2 separate regions of the Homo sapiens genome follow, and region 2 is linked to region 1. A link is a loop called in an ENCODE intact Hi-C map of the cell type or tissue named here. Cell type or tissue: lower leg skin. All regions are shown on one strand.

Evidence for each region. A loop is a pair of places that touch in the nucleus more often than their neighbours do. Peaks named below come from ENCODE experiments on the same cell type or tissue, not always from the same donor. Only the 100,000 strongest peaks of a DNase experiment are listed, where the experiment ranks them.
Region 2: it touches region 1 in a loop (3-fold over the local background); 84 of 110 quality-filtered maps call a loop at or near these places.

Annotation. Positions count from the first base shown.
Region 1 is chr2:18,743,575-18,746,074 of GRCh38, reverse strand. All of the region lies in intron 4 of LOC105373456 (a long non-coding RNA gene), which reads right to left. Among named protein-coding and RNA genes, the nearest start is that of NT5C1B-RDH14, 160 kb to the right of the region's middle. In lower leg skin, no CTCF peak of the experiment used is centred here; no DNase peak of the experiment used is centred here.
Region 2 is chr2:19,853,324-19,855,823 of GRCh38, reverse strand. No RefSeq gene overlaps it. Among named protein-coding and RNA genes, the nearest start is that of LINC00954, 14 kb to the left of the region's middle. In lower leg skin, no CTCF peak of the experiment used is centred here; DNase peaks (open chromatin) are centred at 53 and 993.

The DNA.
Region 1 (2,500 bases):
TATTTGACCTAGCAATCCCACTCCTAGGTATTTACCCAAGAGAAATGAAAATATATGCTCACATAAAAATCTGGATGGAAAAGTTTATTGCAGCTTTATTCATAACTGCCAAAAACTGGAAACAACCCAAATGTCTTTCATCTGGTGAATGGATAAACACACTGGAACATCCATTCAATGGAATAGTATTTAGCAATAAAATGAAGTGAATTACTGATGCATGTGACAATACGGATGAACCACAAATGCATTATTCTAAATGAAAGAAGCCACATTCAAAAATTCGCATACTGTATGATTCCCCTTATACGATATTGTAGAAGAGGCAAAATATAAGGATATAGAACAGCGGTAGCCAGGGCTGGGTGTGAAAAAAGTATATTAACTGCAAAGAAGGGTAAGGGAACTTTTTTAAGTGATAGAAATATTCACTATCTTCAACGATCTGGTGGTCACGTGATTGCATGCATTTTATTAAAAACCATAGGACTTTATTCATAAAAGGGGTAAATTTTATTGAATGTAAATTATACTCCAATAACCCTGACTCAAAATAAAAAAAAAAAAAAAAACAGATTCTCTAAGAGTTGGCCAAATAGGTTGATGGGCACATTTGGCATCCTTCTGGCTTACTGGAAACACCTTTCAAGAAGGCATCAATAGGCCAGGCATGGTGCGTAATGCCTGTAATCCCAGCGCACTTTGAGAAGCTGAGGCGGGAGGATTACTTGAGGCCAGGTGTTTGAAGCTGCAGTGAGTTCAGTAATCGCATGCCACTGCATGCCAGCCTAGGTGATAGAGAAAAACCCCATCTCAAAAAAAAAAAAAGAGGAAGCCATCAATACCCTAAAGATGGTTCATCAGAGCTTTCCCAGGCAATCCATGTTCACTGAAGTCTTGTATGGATACATCTCCACATAAGATTTTTGCTGTCTCCTGACCTACTTTCATTTCTTGATTTCTTTTGCATAATTTAGCACTAGTAAAAATGCAGTCTATGCTGAATCATTAATCTAAGTGGACCTGAAGATCACTCACCTGCTTTGTTCTTTTCCCTGAAACCAACCTGTGTGTCCTGTCCTATCTGGAACTCCCCTTCCTCTTTCCAGCCCCTCCTCATGTTTCAAGATCCAGCTTAGCTTTGCCTCCCTGACCATTTCAGCCCACATGAATTCATAAACTGTTCCAATTCCAACCATGTGTTCTTTTGGTTCTTACTCTGCTACTGTTTGGTTGCCTATAGCCTCTTCCCGTGACTCTCATATAGATACAATGTGGTAGGCCTTACTAGTGGTCACAAATCTCAATTTGTCTTCTTATTTTTGGAGACAAGATAGACTTCATTTCCAAGATATCTTTACAGTTAAGTGGAGTCATGTGACAGTGGCCAAGGGACTGTGAGAATTGACATATGTTGCTTCCAGAACAGAGCTCAGAAGAGAAAACGTGAAATAACAATGGACTTGTTTTCCCTGTTTCTGCAAGTGTGGAAGTCTCCTATTAAGAACGTAGACAGGAATACTCTGAATTATGGAAGTGCCACATGGAAGATAGGTTCTGTAGATTCATCTGGATCTTTTGTGAACTGTGTGGAGTCAACACAAACTTTCTTGTGATAAGCTGTCAAGATTTGGGTGTTGTCACTGCAGTATAACCTAGGCTATCCTAATACAAAGAAATAGCACAGAAACACAGATGGTGGGTTAAAATTCAATCCCATAGAAACCAACCAGAGAAAGAGATGGGTTTTTATCCCTGAAACTCCAGAGTGTAACATGCTGCCTGAAACATGCAGAGGAAGTAGGTTCTCAATAAATGCCTATTGAACTGAAGCTGTAACTCAGTATTTTAAATACTTTCTTGGTTTAGGAACCTCAGGGAGGTTCACAACAATTCATTTGCAATCTTTAAGTCCATCTCTTGATTTTGAAGGTAAGGAAACTGAACTTTTGAGACAGACAAATATTTGGCCAGTTCGTTTTGGCCACACAGCTAGTTAGAGCCAAACAAAAACCTCTCTTAATCCAGTAATCATTCCACAGCACACAGCTCTCAAGAACAGATTACAATAATTTGAGACGATTCTTACTTTAGCTTGTTATTCTCCTTCTCCTAAAATAATGAAAGCATATCTTGAAGAAATATTGCTTAGAAATCAGATGTTCTTTATGCTTTTATTTCCTTTCAAGTAGATTACTTTCAAATATATTTAGTATCTCTTTACTCAAGAGGGATGCTAGAAGTCCTCCTCATTTTATATAGCTTGAGTGAAACCAAATAATGTTAAATGTGCCTTAAAAATAGAAAAATAAACATATGCACACAAGCACCCACACAAAATATTCCTGTGTCTAAAATAAGCATTTATTATGTTTTATTTTAGGAACACCTGGGGTTTAGGCATCTAAGTAAATAAAAATAAATATGAGCTCAAATGAAAAGAACACAAGGTTTGAAGTCAGAAAAAGGGGGTCAGAATCCAATTCTGCTAATTTGATGT
Region 2 (2,500 bases), 1.1 Mb before region 1:
GGTACACAGGCTGGCATCCTGTGTCCGATAACGCAATGCAGGCATCTTCTCAACTTAAGCAGGGCTTTGGCAACCCTGGTGAAATGTATTGTCGTCAGCTACGTGTCCTGACGTCCTCCATGGAGTTGAGGAATGTTTGGACCTTGGCCCTTGAGCCCTTTCTGGTTTAAGTTTAATGAAAGTCCAGGCAGTCTAAATGTCTACCTGGCAGCAGGGAAGAGACCCTTCACGTTAATTATTGCTAAGCTAAACCGTCTCCTTCCAAGCCCTATAGACAGGCCTACACATTTGTATACATTTTATATGGTCTATTTCCATTATAAATTGCCCATAAATTAAACGCAGATTTTCTTGGGAACATCTTAAAAAAAAGGGAAAAGATCTGTATGATACATGTTTCTGGTATTGGAGGTGACGTGAATTACAAGGAGGGAGGGCAGTCCAGAGCGCCAGCTCCCCAACATGGAGGTCAGGCGTCTGGGTTAAGGCAACCCGAGTTGTGTGTGAACGGATGTGCGGTGTGCCTTTTCTCCATCATTCATGTTGTGGGCTGCACATCATGATTTAGAAAAGGATGGAGAGGAATGATTGACCTAGACAAGCTAGAGTGGGCTGGAAGGGGACAAGGGGGACAGTGCAGGGTGTTGAGTGTTTCTCCTCTTCCCCAAAGAACATCCTCAGGCTGAGGCTGGGTGCATTTGTCTCTAGGACAGCTGTTCTCGGCCACCGTGTGGTAATGCATTGGGGAGCTTTCTTCATTGTGAGGTGTGTTGCTGGCAAATTTGTTGCTAATGATAAATAACTCATGCATTTTAAGAAGTCAGAGCAGATGCAGGGCCGGGTGCCAGTGGCTCACGCCTGTACTCCCAGCACTTTGGGAGGCCAAGATGGGCGGATCACTTGAGGTCAGGAGTTTGAGGCCAGCCTGATCAACATGGTGAAACCCTGTTTTTACTAAAAATACAAAAATTAGGTGGGCCTGGTGGTGCGTGCCTGTAATCTCAGCTACTCAGGAGGCTGAGGCAGGAGAATCACTTGAACCCAGGAAGCGGAGGTTGCAGCGAGCCGAGATTGCGCCATTGCACTCCAGCCTGGGTAACAGAGTGAAACTTCATCTTGAAAAAATAAAAATAAAAAAATTGGAGCAGATGCAAGGTTCGTCTCTGCAATGTTTCCTCATTGCCGGGCATTCCCAGCTCTTTCTAGGGTGGCGAGCTAAGGGTGACTAGACTCCATAGAATTGTGCCCAACCTGAAGCCTATTCCATTTGTGCCCAGCTTTGCTGCCTTGGGGCCTTTGCACTTACTGCTCCCGCTGCTTGGCTTGCCCTTCTTCCTGATGTCTGCATGGCTTGCTGTCTCCCTCCCCTTTCAGGCCTTTGCTAATGAGATCTTCCAGCCTGCTCTATAGAAACAGGTATCCCAAGTACTCCCCTGTCTTGTCCCTGCTTTATTTATATTTAAACTTATCTCTACCTGATATGCTGTATATTTTACTTACTAGTGTTATAAACAATAATAAATATAGCGTTCAGGAAGCAGGAGTTTTTGTCTCTTTTCTGTTCTACTCTGCTCTAGTGCCTGGACCTAGTAGATGTTCAACAAAACTTGTTGAATGAATGCATGAACAGGTGCCCATGGATATGCATTTGTGGGTCATCAGTTACATGTTACAGAAGAAAAAGTTGTAAAAACTGCTTTAAGGGACTGGACTTCAGCCAGTCAGCAGTAATTCCAAAAAGACTGGTTTTTAACCTAAATTAAAAAAAAATAAAGGAATACCCCTTCCAGCTAAAGAAGGTGCTGACTTCCAGGGGAGTGAGTGCTTGTGAAGGGAGTGTTTAAGGTAGGTGAGGATGGATGCTTGCCAGGGATGCTGCTGAGAGACCTCTTGCCTAGGACATGGAGAAGTTTAGGTCATAGATACCCTTTCTCCCCTTCTCTATGATTCTGTCTAAGGTCATAAAAGTTTCTCTTCTGAGCTCTCCTAAAATTCACTATCCTATAATCGTGTGTGCTTCTGGTGGTTCAAATGATCCCAGGGCTAGTCCCAGATTGCACAGCTTTGGCTGGGGACAGGCCCAGATGGCGCAGGGTTCTCATTCAGAATGTGAGCCTTCAGGACACTGTCACCTGCCATGCTGGGGCAGCCTCTGCATCTCCAGCAGGTGGTGACCCTGGTGGTCCCCAGGCTGCCTTTGTCATAGTCAGCTGGATGTTTTCTTCAGGCCCGGGTGGTGTGGCAATTTTATCTTGTCCACAAATGAGGTATTCATCTCTTTTTTCTCCACTCAATCAACCATAATGTGCTGTGCTTTGCCCTTGAGTCTGCTCTGTTCAACAAAACTTGTTGAATTGTAGGGGCGGGCCCCATCTCCCAGACGTCAGACTGGAAACTTTCTCCCCTTCTTTCCCCACCATGGCATCAGCCCTAGCTCAGAATCCTGGGGGCTTAAATGTTATCTGCAGATGTGTGTTCAGTGTGCCCGATAGGGTGCCCA